Regions from separate parts of the Mus musculus genome. Here region 1 is linked to region 2. The links are chromatin loops, found by intact Hi-C in ENCODE. Cell type or tissue: heart. All regions are shown on one strand.

Evidence for each region. A loop is a pair of places that touch in the nucleus more often than their neighbours do. Peaks named below come from ENCODE experiments on the same cell type or tissue, not always from the same donor. Only the 100,000 strongest peaks of a DNase experiment are listed, where the experiment ranks them.
Region 1: it touches region 2 in a loop (2.2-fold over the local background); 2 of 42 quality-filtered maps call a loop at or near these places.

The regions. Positions count from the first base shown.
Region 1 is chr5:122,350,381-122,358,380 of GRCm38, reverse strand. Rad9b (RAD9 checkpoint clamp component B) reads left to right here and starts at 4,176. Exons shown (of 13, transcript NM_001382853.1): 1 at 4,176-4,242; 2 at 5,767-5,837; 3 at 6,671-6,820; 4 at 7,008-7,122. The coding sequence starts at 4,206. It overlaps Vps29 (VPS29 retromer complex component), which reads right to left and starts at 4,053. Exons shown (of 4, transcript NM_019780.2): 1 at 3,905-4,053. The coding sequence starts at 3,907. In heart, a CTCF peak has its summit at 3,753; a DNase peak (open chromatin) is centred at 4,020; H3K4me3 peaks cover 1,882 bases; H3K27ac peaks cover 1,432 bases.
Region 2 is chr5:122,154,133-122,162,132 of GRCm38, reverse strand. It overlaps Ppp1cc (protein phosphatase 1 catalytic subunit gamma), which reads right to left and starts at 3,858. Exons shown (of 7, transcript NM_013636.4): 1 at 3,518-3,858. The coding sequence starts at 3,572. In heart, a CTCF peak has its summit at 4,055; DNase peaks (open chromatin) are centred at 3,222 and 3,842; H3K4me3 peaks cover 3,847 bases; H3K27ac peaks cover 4,555 bases.

The sequences.
Region 1 (8,000 bases), 200 kb before region 2:
AGCCCAGGCTACAAAGCAAGTACACAGTGAAATCCTGCCCAATGTGTGTATGTGGGGGTGTGGGGGGAGTCCTATGAAACTTTAACTTTAAATTAAAAAATTTCAAGATTGAACAAAGTAGACAGAGAATAGTTTAAAAGTTCCTTTAAGGAGAACACACATCCCCTGAGAGCGACAGATGACTGCCCTGCTGAGGAGGACGAGCACCTTCCAGGAGCTCCTCACAGCCTTGCCATGCATCAGTACACATATTCTTTACTGCTGGTCAAAGCATGGCTACCCCTGAACCATATCAAAGGAAGCGCTACATGTTTAATATGATAAAGCAAACAGTTTTGCCACTATAATGTTAAAATTAATTTAAAACGTTAATTTTAGTGGCAGTGGTTACAAGAGCTGATTGTTCTTCCAGAGGATCCAGATTCCCGCACGTGGTGGCTCACAACTGTCTGTAACTCTAGTTCCAGAGGATCTGACACCTTCTCAGCTGGCCTTGGAGGGTACCAGGCACACATGTAGTACAGACAGGCACAAAAGCAAACACATCCAACATAAAATAACTAAGTAAAAATTTTCATTAATTAAAATTTAGACTGGATTGAAAACTAAAATGTGGCTGGGCAGTAGTGCTGTAAGTACACTTTTAATCTCAGCACTCAAGTGGCAGAGGCAGGCAGATTTCTGAGTTCAAGGCCAGCCTGGTCTACAGAGTGAGTTCCAGGACAGCCAGGGCTACACAGAGTAACCCTGTCTTGAAAATCCAAAAACCAAAACAAACAAAACAAAAATGTGTGAAATGAGATGATTACAAAAACAAACTTGATTCATCTCACAACAAAACCAAAAGCAACAGTTATCAGGACACAGAGTAGCTGAATTAATAGGTGTGTGGGTGGTCACAAAATGAGCACACCTTTGACAGCTAAAACCACTACAGAGTATCCACCCTCAATAGACATGTCTTGACACACCATCTTCATTTTAGGGGGGGGGATCCCTTCAGATTTGGACTGTGGGATGCTGACATTTGAGGAAAAGTGAAAGAAAGAAAATCTATATTAAAAGAACTCTGAACTCCTAAGAGGGGTATGTCTAAAATAGATTCAAATCTGAGACTAAAAATGAATTGTTCACTGAGAATGTACCAGAAAGAACAGAGGTGAGAGACAACACTGTTATCCTTATTGAAGATGTCAACTCTGTAAGGTGCCACAGCACCCCTGACAATTAGTGTGTCAAAACTGTGACTGGATGAATGGCCCTGCAGGCAGCATCATGGCTCCACAGTGAGATGGAGTCCTCTGCTTTGCTGCTGGTGACAAAGTTATGGGAAAGAAATAACATGTCAAGAGTGTCCTTGCCTAAATTCCACAATGACAAATCAGGTTAGACAGACAGTAGAGGCAGCAAAGGATCTGGAAGCCAAAGTCTTGTCAAAAATCATGTAAAAGCAAAAACCCAAACAAGCATGGGGATTTGATTACTCCCTATTTGACAGAGCTGGAAAGAGTAAGAAATCCAGTCAGTTATCAGCCACCCAACCACCATTGTTAGTAGGAGCGGAGAAAAACTTACTCTGTGCCCAGCCTTAGTGGAATGAAGAAGTTGATTGCAGACAGGGGAATGGAAAAAAAAAGGGGGTGAAACATGACCAATGTTAAAAGAAAGCAACAAAAGTTAAAAGAAAAGAAACAAATAAACCAAAAACCCATACCAAATATGCAAAAATTGTTAATGATTTCTGAATGTTATGAAAGGAAATGTTAAAAATCAGCTGTGCCGAAAATAATTCCAAAAGAACTACTGATTCTCTTTTTAAACACAGGACAAACACCCACACACAGCAAACTGTCAATGTCGTTCTACATTTTCTTGCTTTGTACACCAACTCCTGTTTCTTTACTTCTCAATCTGTCTACTCTTTATAATTTGAGTAGATTATAAAGATTTGATATTTATAATTTGAAGAATTCATCAGGAAAAGGTTAAAGTTAGTATTTTCTCATTACTGGGGTCTTGTTATCTCTAGATATACTGGAGGTATATGTGTATATGTGTATGTATATATATGTGTGTGTATATAGATATGTATATATGTGTGTGTGTATGTATATATATACACATACATACACACATATATATATTTATTTATTTTATGTTTGAGGTTCTAGTATTGAAAAATCACACTCCAGGGTAAGTTATGTGCTATAGAGGATATTACTAGCTGGAGTACTTTATCATGTGACAAAAATGTCAAGATCAAGCTCTGTGTGGTGGCACACTCCTTTAGTGCCCACTCTCAGGAGACAGAGGCAGGCAGATCTCTGATTTCCAGGCCAGTAGGGCTACATCGTTATAACCTGACTTAGGATGGAAGAGATGGCTCAGCAATTAAAAAGCACTTGCTGATCTTTGAAGGACCCGGATTTGGTTCCCAGTACCCGCGTGGCACCTCACAACTCCCTGTAACTCCAGTTCCGGGGGATCCGAAGCCCTCTGGTCTCCAGTAGCTCCTGAACTTGTTTGGTGCACATAAACTCATGTAGAGACACATACACAAAAATTCAAAATAAAAATTTAAAAGAAACGTGATGCCCAGCATAGCAACTGCCCTTAAACATAAGCGTTCACCCCTCAAAACGACTTCAGAGACATGAATATGCAATCATTCCAGCAAATTCTTCTTCCTTGCAAGTGTCTCCAAATTGCCATCAAAGAACTAGTCTACTTTAAACTGGAGTCTAAAGCAAAATAATTCTCTTTTAGATGCCAAAATCCAGTGAATTTAAGCATATACCTTTGGAACGGCTTATAAAGCCACCTTTTTTTTTTTCTTTTCCATTTTTTATTAGGTATTTATCTCATTTACATTTCCAATGCTATACCAAAAGGCCCCCGTAGCCACCCACCCCCACTCCCATACCCACCCACTCCCCCTTTTTGGCCCTAGCGTTCCCCTGTACTGGGGCATATAAAGTTTGCATGTCCAATGGGCCTCTCTTTCCAGTGATGGCCGACTAGGCCATCTTTTGATACATATGCAGCTAGAGTCAAGAGCTCCGGGGTACTGGTTAGTTCATAATGTTGTTCCACCTATAGGGTTGCAGATCCCTTTAGCTCCTTGGATACTTTCTCTAGCTCCTCCATTGGGAGCCCTGTGATCCATCCATTAGCTGACTGTGAGCATCCACTTCTGTGTTTGCTAGGCCACCTTTTTAAAAGGTTGTCTGCACAAGGATAATCTGTGAAAAACGCAACGCGTGCCCAGCAGCCAGTGAGGTGCCTTCACTTTAACCTTCATCAGGACAAACAGCAGTCCCCCCCCCCAACTTTAGAGAGCAAAGAGTGCCTTCGAAAATCGGATTACAAGGACGTGTCTGCACAGAAAAGTCGTAGGGACAGCAATCTATTGGGGGGGACGGGCCTAAAGGTCTGATGCAGACTGGGTAAGCTAAGGCTCTCCGAACAACCCCGCGCATCTCCGCAGGCTCCAAACGATCCCCACGACATCGCTCAATGGGGCCGCAGCGGCCACAGGAGACGAGCAGTCCCCTTTCCGGGTCCCCGTCCGGAGTGGCGGCCAGTGCGACGGCTACTTCGCGCTCTGCCCCGAGGCCGGCTACCCCCAGCAAGCCGGGAAGGACCAGGAGGGAAGAGACGTGCGGTCACACCGACTGCCGGAGCCGATCTCGTGACCGGGTCCGGCCGCCGGGTCCGCCTCGCACGCCCTCTGGCCGCTGGGGCGAGGGGGCGACATCAGGCCGAGCCGCACCCTCAACCAGCCGCGGTCCTCCCGTTCCAACTCCGCGGCCACCCGGATCCTCCTCGCGCCCCCACCCCACTCCCTCAACCGGACGCCGCAGCATCCCGGCCCCACCCGGGTAGCAGCCGCCGTGGGGCTCACCATCCTGTCACCAGGGCTCCGTTCAATCACCACGAACGCCGCCGCCCTCTTCCTCAGGCTCCTCGGTCGACCCGCCCACTTCTTCCGCCACCAATGAGACGCGAAGTTGGCAAGAGCCTGTCTTACGGGGGCCCGTAAGGGTCATTTCCCGTCAAGGGAAAAAAAAAAAAAACCCGGCGCTGCAAGAAATCGCTCGTGGGCGGGGCAAAGGAAAGGCTGAGCTCGCGGAAAGTGCGGGGGCAACATCCGGGCACCCGCGGCTGGCGCGCTTGCGCCCTCCATGCCTGCTCTGCCCGTAGCCATGCTGAAGTGCGGGATGACGGGCGGCCAGGTGAAAGGTGGAGCGGCCATTCTTGCTTTGCTACTTAGAAGAGGGAAAAGTCTAACGCCTCGTGCAGGGTTTATCCATCGTCTTCTTCGGCCTCCTCCGCCATTCTTCGCCACGACTGAAGCTGCCATAGCGCGCCTCGCGAGGGCCATGCTGGGCTTCGAAGAGCATGCCAGCCCCGTTCCATTTGATTTATGTCCAGGGTTTAATTCGGTGACCGAGAAAAGAATTGTGCCATTGGGCCTTAAACTCGGATTGAGGAGGGCTGATGTGGAGAGAATTCAAGGGGGGAAATAATACTTGACCAGCAAAAGTATTTTTGAGCTGTGGGAAAACCAACCTGCTGCTTTATTCGACATTCTGCCGGAGACATTTTTTTTATTGTTGTTGGGTTTTGTTTTTGTTTTAATATATAATCTCGAACAATCCTCTCTGTCCCTCAGTCGAAAAATGAGACTAATATTAGCCCCTTCGTTGATAGAGGTTGTTAGAAGCATGGGCTAAATAAAAAGTCCATGTAGTGAGATCAGAAATTAGAAAGACTGTGTGGAGAACTGTATAATACATAGCCTTATAAGGGGGGTGGGATGCTTGGGCTGGGGACCGGGTTTGTGTGTAGACAGACCAAAGAAGGGCCAGTGTACCATCCCCCTTCAGAGGTTGGGAGAACTCAAAATGAATGAGAGCATTAGCACGGAAATTGGCTTGCAGGAGAAATAATGTTGAATTTTATGTCGATGCATATTTATTGAAGTCTTACTGTGTATGTAGGTAAGGGTATACGGCATTTCCTAATGTAAATTAGTCTATAAAACGCTGTGTGGATCGGCTGAGTAGTTTAACTCCCAGGTGTATCTTGACCAAAAAGTTCAGTGTAATCACTTAACGGGAAATTGTTCGGACATATTCAGGAAAAAAGGATTTCAAACCACTGTTTCCAGCTCTGTGGCATCACATACAATTAGGACACCGTGTGGTGAATTCCTGTCATGGTGCCTCCTCTCATAGTGATGCACTTTGCTAAGGCTTGACACAGCATCAAAGTTGAGATCGTTATAGTCTAACAACATGTTAACCTAGCCTAGCATGTTGGAAGCCAAGATGCTCAATGCTGTTGTCGTATGGATAGCCCATGAATGGATGCAAGTGCTAACCACTTAGTTTCCAGCCTTTAGCCCAAGATCAAGCGTAGAGCAATTAGTAGAGCCAGGATGAAATGGGTTAGTCGGAAAAGGCCTTGAAGTTTCGGAAGGATGAAGTTTGCCAACAATTTTGGATAACTAGTGTTTTGATTGAGGAGTAGTCTTGTCTCTGTAAAACTAAAATCCCCTATTTCCATCTCAGGCAGTCTGACCCACAGGGCGCTAACACGCAACAGAAGAATCACTTGCATTTGACAGGCATGACTAAGTTGTTCAGTGGATCCCACCGTCCTTTCTGGTTTTCACTTGAGTCCTGTGCATACAAGAGTAGTCTTGTGGTTTGTCTTCACTGCTTGGGAAGAATGTGAACGCACCTTTCTTTTCCTCCATAGTATTTGGGAAAGCAGTACAAACGCTATCACGAGTGAGCGATGAGCTGTGGCTAGACCCATCCGAGAAAGGTGTAAGTTAAAAGGCCTGCTGTGTCGAAAACCAAACCAAAAAAAAAAAAAGCCAGGTGTGCCTCAAATCCCAGCACTTGGGAGGAAGAGGCAGTGGGGTTTCTTTGAGTTTAAGGCCAACCTGGTCCACAGAGTAAGTTCCAGGACGCCAAAGCCACACAGAGAAACTCTGTCTCAAACCCTCCCCTACGGGTCAAGAAACACAAACAGACAAACGAAAAACAACGACAACAACACAAAACAAACCAGGTGTGATGGCACAGGCCTATATTCCCAGTGCCAGGGAGGCAGAGCTCAGCCAGCTATATATCAAGTGTGAGACCAGTTTGAACTACGGGAAACCTATTTTACATGCCAAGATAAATTAAATTTAAAAGAATGTTAAGTGACTGGTTCATATATTAAAGCAAGAGAAGATGTTTTAAAAGTGCTAAGTCCAAGTGAAGTGTGGTGGGTAAAATCGAGAGCACATAAAAATTCCAAAACCTGACAGTTTATAAGCATGCATTCCCAGAATGGCTGCTGCGTTAAGTTATAGCTTCTCCCCCCAGGCAAGGTATGAGGTCAGTCACTTAGGGCTTTTCTGTCACTTCCCACACTTCATGCATTAACGTTGTGGTCACTGTGGACACTGACAGTTTTACGGTATCAGAGCTTGAGAGTATAGATTTTGTATGTGTATGTTCAATATAGATATATACACATCTGTAGGTACCATGTGCAAGTTCAGTGCGCACGGTTTTATTTGAATGTATTTGTGGCATTATGGTCACAGCAGGATTGACTCAGGATAGAAGTCGGTCTTCTCTGAAATAGCTCACTTATTCCTTTCCAGCTTGCTCTGAGATCTGTGAATTCTTGTCATTCCACGTATGGCTACGTCCTGTTTTCATCTATGTTTTTTCAACATTATCAGTGGTCACCCTTTGCCACGATGAGTGATACTGACTTACCACTGAATTTAAATTGCAAATTGGCAATAAAGGTAAAAACAGTTGATTTTCTCTTATATGGGAGGAATACTCCTTTTGTAGGGCTTAACAGCTGTACTATACTTAATCATTTCTATGCCATTTATGAATATACAGACGTTCATCTGTTGGGCTTTTTAAAGTTAATGGGGTAGCCATAGTAAGTATGTGTTTAATGTTTACGATGTGTTTGTATTGCAGTCAGTTCTGCCAATCTTTAGATGTCTGAATTACCTTGAAAGAAGTGTGGAGAAGTGCACAGTAGTCGCCAGAGCGGATAAATGCAGAGTCGTCATTCAGTTCTTCGGCAAGCATGGTAGGTGCAGCAGAAAGTGGTGTGTTTCTTAGTGTCTTTGTGCGTACAGTCTGCAGACGACTTCGGAGTGGGTTCTGTGCAGGAATGCAGTGTGGCAGGTGTGACACCTGTCTTTGCAGGTGTAGTGTAAGCAAAGTGGCCGAGGTTATCTCCTCAGGACTAAAAGGCACAAGCTCGTCTGCATGCAAAACAAAACAGCTTTTTAAAACGTCCAACCAGGGAGGTGGATCAGTCAGCCTTGCAAGCAAATGATCTGACATCATGATCAGGACCATGTTTTTAAAAGAAATGTAGGTATGGTGACAAATGCTGGTAGATCCAGTGCTGCAGAGGCAGAGAAGAAGGCAGGTCCCTGGGACTCACTGTCCCCATAGCCTAGACTACCTGATGAGCTTCAGAGCAGTGAGAGGTGCCTCTTAATGAAGAAGGGGGTCCAGATGGAAGACAGACTCGGAAATGACATCTGAGGTTGACCTCTGGCCTTATGTCTCTCACACACACACACACAGGACACATGCTCCCTACATATATGTTCAGTTGAACATGAATTTGTTTTTCTAGCTGGACACAAGGCCACACATCTCTGAACCTAGCACTCAAAAGTGGCTGAGACAATCAGGTCATGAGTTCCAGGCCAGTGTAGCAATATAGCTAGTTTGTTTTTGTTTTTGTTTTTCTCTAGACAGGGATTCTCTGTGTAGCCTTGGCTGTCCTAGAACTCGCTCTATAGACCAGGCTGGCCTCAAACTCAGAAATCTGCCTGCCAAGTGCTGGGATTAAAGGCATGTGCCACTACTGCCCGGCAATATAGCTAGTTTTAGGCTCTCACCTATGGAGTGGAATCCTGGCTCAGAGAAATCAATTCATACTTGTATCAT
Region 2 (8,000 bases):
AGCAGAGCTACTTCCCACCATGCGCTGACAATGACCTTCATTTACAGAAACATGTTCTTGCACATTGCCATGTGGAGAAATTAAAACCACTTGCTACTCAAGAAAAAACACTAGAGGTTTCATGAAGAAAGCACCCCAATTCCCATTTTCCACTAAAACAGCAGAGCAGGGTGCTACCTTCACACACAGCTAGTCTATTTTCTGCTCTAGCATGTCCCTAACACTGTGCTGAGGACTAACACAGATCTTCCGCCAGTGTGGCTGACCACCCAGGGTGACACTCAGGGAAACCCACTGCATTCAGAGTGCCACAGAACCGCAGTGCCTAGGAACCCAACCCAACCTGCCTGTTTACACAGAATCTGTAGTTCAGGCTAGACCCTTAGGAACTCATTTCATTATGCTACTGCCTCGACCTCCTGCCCCCACCTAAGTGCCAGGGACTACAGTAGCTAGCGTTGGATAGTCTGGCACTTCTTCTGTAAGCCAGACTGGCCTTGAACTCAGAGATTAAGTTGTCTCTGTTTCTCAGTGCTGGGATTAAAGGCATGTGCCACCACTGTCAGTTTAAAATGTATTTTTAATCATGTCTGTGTGGGTTAGCCATGTATGTGTGTGCCTTGAGAAGCTGGTGTCTGACTCCTTGGTACTGGAGTAGCAAGCACTGGGCTACCTGGGATGAGTGCTGGAAGCTGAGCTTGGATCCTCTAGATGAGTACTGTGTACTCTTAGCCCTAAGACAGCTTTCCAGTTTTTTGTTTGTTTGTTTTTGGAGACAGGGTTTCTGTGTGTATCCCTGGCTGTTCTAGAACTCACTTTGTAGACCAGGCTGGCCTCGAACTCAGAAACCGGCCTGCCTCTGCCTCCCAAGTGCCGGGATTAAAGGCACCCGGCTCCAAGGGACAAATCTTATCTCCCCCTTTCAGAATTAAACCCTTATTTTTTTTATACCATTCTGTTATATGCATGTGTGCAAGGCCATGCTTGCTGGAGCTGTTGGGGGTGGGGTGGAGACAACCCTCAAAGTCTGGTTCTCTCCTGAATCTCATGTCAATCCAGAGGATCAAATCAGGACTTCAGGATTAAGGGCAAGAGCCAAAACCGGCTGAGCTATCTCTAGATTTAAAGGTTTTGAAATCATCACAACCCCAATGCCAGCGTCCTCTGATTGAGAACTATACGCATCCTGAGCAGATCCTGTGGCTTCCGTCAAGCAAGTCCATAAGTTAGAAACAAATACATATACCACCCAGCCAGTCATTCTCAACGTGTTTAAACAGTGGCTTACTCTGTTAAGTTCAACAGAAAAGAATAAACCAGGCCAAACATGGTAGTTCAGCTTTGAATGCCAGCACTCAGGAGACAGAGGCAGATAGATCTCTGAAAATCCAGGCCAGCCTTTGCTAACACAATGCTACCCAGTCTCAGAACTTAAAAACTATTAAGAAACTATGAGAAGACAGGGGTGGTAAAAAGTTTTTAATCCCAGTACTCTGGATAGTTGAGACAGAGACCAGCCTGGGCTACATAATGAAACTGTCTCATTTAAAAAGGGGGTGCTGAAGCCGGGCGTGGTGGTGCACGCCTTTAATCCCACACTCGGAAGGCGGATTTCTGAGTTCGAGACCAGCCTGGTCTACAAAGTGAGTTCCAGAGAAACTCTGTATACAGAGTATACAGAGAAACCCTGTCTCGAAAAACAAAGACAAAAAAAAAAAAAAAAAAACCAACAAGAAAAGGGGGTGCTGGGGGAGTGAAGTGATGGTTCAGCCGCTAAGAGTGCTTGATGTTCTTGGAGATAAACTGGGCTCCATTTCCAGCACCCATATGTGACAGCTAACAACTATCTGCAACTCCAATACCCAAGGACCCAATGCCCTTTTCAGACATTCATAAGGGTAAGACATGCGTACGGTGCATGCATGTGCGCGCACATGCACACAAACAAAATACATACAGAAAATTTAAAAAAATAATTAAAAGAGGGAGAAAGGGAAGCTGGTGAGATGATTTAGTCAGTAGAAAATCTGCTTTGCAAGCCTGACCTGAGATTGATCCCCAGAATCCACACAAAGACGCCCAACTACCCTCTAACCTCCTCACGTGTGCTTTGGTCTGTATGTATGCACACACTGCATAGGAAAAAAATAAGTCAGGCTGAGTGGCCTATAAAATCTAGTATGTGAGACGAAGCAGAAGGATCAGAAGGTTAACTCAGCTCTGGCCCCTGAGAGAGACCCTGTAATAAAAGGAGGCATGGTAATAAAAATGCCTTTAATTGGGGAGGGAGAGGAAGAAGGATCTGTGAGTTTGAGGCTAGCCTGGTCTACACAAAGAGTGCCAGGATAACCACGACTGGAGAGACCATGTTTTAATGAAACCAAAGCCAAGAAACCCTATGTAAACAAAACATTAAAGAGGAGGCAATGCTCTGGGCAGTGGTGGCCCAAGCCTTTAATCCGTGCCCTAGGGAGGCAGAGGCAGGCGGATTTCTGAGTTTGAGGCCAGCCTGCTCTACAGAGTGAGTTCCAGGACAGCCCCAGGACCATACTGAGAAACCCTGTCTTGAAAAACACCCCCCCGCCCCCCGGGGAAATGCCCAGATTTTAAAAAGACACCTTTTCCCTTTTCTGTCAGTGATTTACTTGAAGACATCTACCACCAGAATTGCGCAGCTGTCCACCACTCCAAAAGTATTTTGGGCCAAAGCAAGCTAGTGTCAAGAGCCCAAATCAAGGTTACTGGATCTTCTCCTCTTTAGCTTCAGCGGATGTTGTGGGATCTGTGATTAGCAGGATCCAGACCTATGTCAAATTTGAAATCTCCAAAGTAGGAAACCACACGGCAGAAACCCCCAAGTCGGACAAAAGGAAAGCTGGGTTTTTGTTTTTGAACCTCTCCTCAACCACTGGACATCCTGGGTTCCCACGGGGTGAACAGTTGGAAGGCGGCAGGTTCTCTCTAGGTTCCTAGCTACCCCGGGGTTTGAAACCTGACTTTTAACTGTTAATTCTTGGTCCAGCGAGGTCTTGGGAGTTTCTCTTGCGAAACCCACTTCCAGGATAATAACAACACAGCACCTACCTGGCGGGTGCTCGCTGAACGCGGCAGCGTCCCCCTGTCCTCAGGGACACAACAATCTGATGATCAGAGAGAGCCACACTGTCACCCGGACTGGGTCCGTGTGCGGATGCACGTTCAAGGGGGAAAGAACGCTGGAGGATGGATGGCTTTGAGGGGAGGGTGGAGGGGGTAGGAAAATGCAGGAGACGGACTCTCATCGCACTGGGACGTCGTCCTGCCAAGCCAAGTCCCTCTGATGAGTCCTTGGACTCCAGATGATAAATGTGAAAGCAAGGACAGGGGAGTGATAAAAAATAATGGGGTCCCCAAACCCGGAGGCGCTTGTATGCGCGCCCCAGATCCAAAGCGGCTTCCGAGAAAAGACCGGCCCCTCCACTGGGCCTGATCCCCCACCGGCCGGGCCTGCCCCGCCACCCACCCGCGCGCCGCTCACCTTCCAGCAGCCGTTGGATGATGCTGTCGATGTTGAGTTTGTCGATATCCGCCATCGCCGTCCCGCCGCCGACCCTCCCGCAGCAGCAGCAGCAGCAGCGGCGCCGCCGCCCGCTCGCCCCGGGGTCTCACTCGTCCTCCTTCCTCACGCCACGAGCCCCACGAGCGGTGGTGGCGGCGGCGGCGGTGGCAGCAGCAGCCGCGGCGGGTCCACCCCCCCCAGCCGCCCCGCTCCGCTCCGGGCTTCCTCCTCCTCTCGCCACTGGGAACCACGAGAAGAACAAGATGGCCGCCGACTCCTCAGGCCAGCCTCGGGCGGCGCACGGATGCGCGCGCGGGAGTGCAGCGGCCCGGCCGGGACTTCTTTACGGGCCCATAGAGCGCGCGGGAAGGGGGCGGGGCCGGCGCCGGGAAGGGGCGGGGTTTGAGCGCGTAGGGCGGGGGTGGGGCGGAGCCCGGGCGGAGACGGTTGAGCGCGACTCCGCCACCGCGCGCGGGATCCTTCCGCCAAACGGGCGGGGGAAATAGACCCCCTGTGGCGGGAGAGGGAAGTTGTGAAGTTGGCGCGCGCAAGTTGAAGGTGGACTTTGTCAGTCTGCTGCGCGCTGCGAGGCTCACCAGCTCCTTCCGGCTCTGCTGCTTGGGGACAGAAGTCTGACCGACATGGCGGGGTGGGAGTTCAACACTGAATCACCCCTCGGAGCCAATCTGGGGTGGGGTTGCTTGCCTGTGGAGAATCATAAAGAGGAGGAGGTTGGAACGTTGGGGATTCAAATACTCTGGCACATTGGTGAACAAGAAGAGCTAGATATACGGCTCCGTGGTGAGAATGCTTGTCGAGTATGTGTGAGACCTTGGGTTCAATTCCCAGCACTGGCAAAATTTCATAATACTGCAATAAAGCATCTACGATACAATATTTGGAAAAAAGAAGCCCCCAAGATAAGCCAAAAAAATGTTAATCCACTGTGAGTGGCACATTAAGTAATTTGTGTGAGCTTCTTGTGTGCGCTAATGCTCTTTTACATTTTAGAGAGAGGTTGGGAGAATTCTGTAAGGGTTGCTACTACCTATCTTTTGAATTATCTTTCTTGAACTCAGAAAGTTATATAATAATTTAAGAGATTTCCCCTGTATTTAGCCGGAGCTGGGTTGAATGAGCGTGCCGGAGCAGATAAAATGGGAATTTGCACATTTCCTGGGAGGTTGCTGTGCGTGCGCTCTGGGCCTCAGCGCATTCATCTGCTGCTTGCCTCTAGCTTCCTTGACTCCCCAGGGGCACCCCTTCACCTGAGGGGTCCCCAACTCTGCTGCCTCGCAGGCTAGCTGCCTATGGAAGAAAAATGCACACCCATCTGACCCATTTATCTCTTCCCAGTAGCACGCCAGAAAATTTACAAAATGTTCTCCCCCAGCCCCACCTCCAGTTCATGTTTCTCAAAGCAAGAGGGATGGATCTGAGGATTCCTTTCCATGAATGCCTTGCAAGGTTGTCTCCCCATAGAGAGACTCATTTTCTACAAGCTCTGTCTTCCCGTGGCCCCGCAGCATGGTGTGTGATGCACCCATCTAGATCTGAGCCCTTTTCCTGATGCTAGCCCCCGACAGTGGGGTTTCAGGATTCTCCCCAGCTCTCCTCAGCCCTCTGCTCCACTTTGCCCACTCACCAACTCATTGTCCCAAGCTATGGTTTTGCACACCATTACACAAATGGTCATTCATCACCCCAAGGCAGCTGGTGCACCAGGCTTCTTGACATCCTGGGGTCGATGCTAAGCCCTGCTGTGAATCTGTGGAGGTCAATGTGGTCTTCACTGAGTTTTTGGAATCTTGGACTCCCTCCAGGGCAGGGTAGCTTCCCAGGGACACCATAGGGCCAGGGATATGTAAGACTGATTCACAAGGAGTGTCTATTCTGGGTGGAGCAGGTTGAGCAAGACAGAGAAAGCCTTTCTCTCCCCCGGGAGACTCATTTTGTGGGATGGAGAGACAAACACACACCACTCTTACTAGTATGAGCCAAAATCTGTCTCTTTGTGGGAGGCTATCTAAACAGCTCTGCAGACAAGAGATTCCCTCCATGCCTGCCAACCAATTAGAGTTCCATGCCCCACATCCTAATGGAGAGAGAGGAAGCTACCACAGGTTGTCCTCTGACCTTCTAGCAGACGTACATATAAAATAAAATATGATGAAGTAGCTGGGCATGGTTAGATAGGACTTTATTTCCAGGACTGGGGAGGCAGAGGTAGGCAGATCTTTGAGAATTTGAGGCAAGTTCCAGACCAGTCAAGGCTAACAGCAAAATCTTGTCTCGAACGAAACAAAGTCAGCTGATGGAATCCCCGATACAATCCTAGAGATGATATATTCCCACCGTTCCCATTTTACAGATAAAGTTAGGCACGGAAAGGCTGGGTTGTTTGCTGAAGGTCACACAGTTGCTAAATTCCAGGAGGAGGACTAGAACTGGGCAGAGCCTGAAACAACAGCCTTTTGTTTAATAAGTCCCTAAATGGAGCCTTCGGAGCCCAGCAGACTTTGGCACATAGGGTGTGTGTCACTCCTGGGGAAGCAATAGAAAGATTTAAAATGTTTATGCCCACACATTGTGTCATAATTATCTAGATGCCAAGTGACAGGTATGTATGTCATCCCATCCATGTGGTGAGGGGTGAAGGAAAATTACAAACCAAGCTGATGATACAGGGGACATGTTCCCTCCAGAGTTCATAGCCATGCCCCAGAGTCCATAGCCACACCCCAGAGAACTGGCTCTCTTGTGAGTAAAGAAGCTCACATTAGAGAGCCTGAACTTTGTCCAGGAACCTGTAGCTATCAGAGGGTGACCTTCAACTACTGATCCTCTTGCCTGCACCCCCAGAATGTTGAAATCCAATGTGTGGTCCCTGAACCTGCTGAATGTCATGCTGGAGACAGAAAACAGGGCTTTGGGCATGCTAGGTGAACATTACCAGCTGAGCCACATGCCACTCCCTTTAGGAAATATGAACAAAACAGGTTTTTAGTGCGTTGGTGGCCCATGCCCTTAATCCCAGCACTTGGGAGGAAGTGGCAGGTAGCTCTTGGAGCTCGAGGCCACTCTGCTCTACAGAGTGAGTGCCAGGAGAGCCAGGGCTACACAGAGCAACCCTGTCTGAAAAACAAACAAAAAAAAAAAATTGAGGCTGGAGAGACGGCTCAGTGGTTAAGAACACTGTCTAGTCTTCCAGAGGACCCAGGTTCAATTCCTAGCATCCACGTGGCAGCTCGCTAAGTGTAGCAATGCATGCCTTAATCCCCTTGGCAAGCAGAGGCAGGCAGAGATCTGAGTTCTGTGTGGTCCTCAAAGCTTCTAACACCTGTCTCTGAAACTTGTAGCTCTAGTTGGTTAGAAACTTGCTGTATACCCCAGACTGGACTCCAACTCTCAGAGATCCTCCTGCTCTGCCTCCGGAAAGTGCAAGGATTAGGGGATATGCAAGGCCACCCCATCCCAACCCCTTCTTCCAATTTTTTTAAATCAACATATGCTAGTTGTCATTGCCTGTCAGCCTGAGTGGCTTAAGAAGGGCCTGGGACAAATGAAGTCACCTTGATGTGTCCTTGAGGCTCTGGGCTGGCTTCTTCTGTGATTTTCTGGCCACCACGCTGCCTGAGGGGAGGAAAGAGATAATGACTCCCAAGCTAAGGTGGACTGAAGGAACCAACCAGGGTAGGAATGTGGACAAGCCACTAACAACTGCAGCCAGCCTGCAGCCATGATCCAGAAAAATCGTGATAAGGAAGTCTGAAGTGGCCTCCTAAACCATAGACAGGCTGATGCAGCCTGTAAAGTGGGGTGTTCTCCTAAACTAAGGAACCTCCCCTCTGCCAGGGGAACTTCCACCCTTCCGGATAAGGCTGCAACCATCCAGCCTCCATTGATAATTACCGCCTTAAGACTGCAGAATAACAACCCCACAACGCCCTCTGCCCATAAACCCCCAAGGGCACATAGTTCTAGTTCCCTCCCAGTGATTGTCACCCTCCATTATTCAGATTGAAGGTCATTTTTTCCCCTTTTTTTAAATTCCACAATGACTCTAAAATCCATCTAACAGGGCCCCTTCCCTGAGCTTTGCCTTGTGACTGTCCTTCAAATTAAAAATGGGATTCAACCAAGCCTGGCCGGGAACTGCTTCCCCCCCCCCCCGCCCCCCCCCCCCCCCGCAGTCCACCTCCCGCCCCAATTCCACTTATTTTCAGTCTTGGTCTCACGTTGTCGCCCAGGCTAACCTTGAACTTGTCATCTTTCTGGGTCAGCTGGGATGGTAGGGCCCTACCCCCGCGCCCCATTAGGTTTAGTTTCTAGAATATCTTCATCAACCACACAGAAACCCTGTTCCATTAGCGTTGAACCCCGCCCCCTGCCCCCACTGCGGCGGCTCTGCTTCCCGCCCTCCCCCTCCCCCTGTCTTCTAGCCTCTCTCCTAAGAATTTCC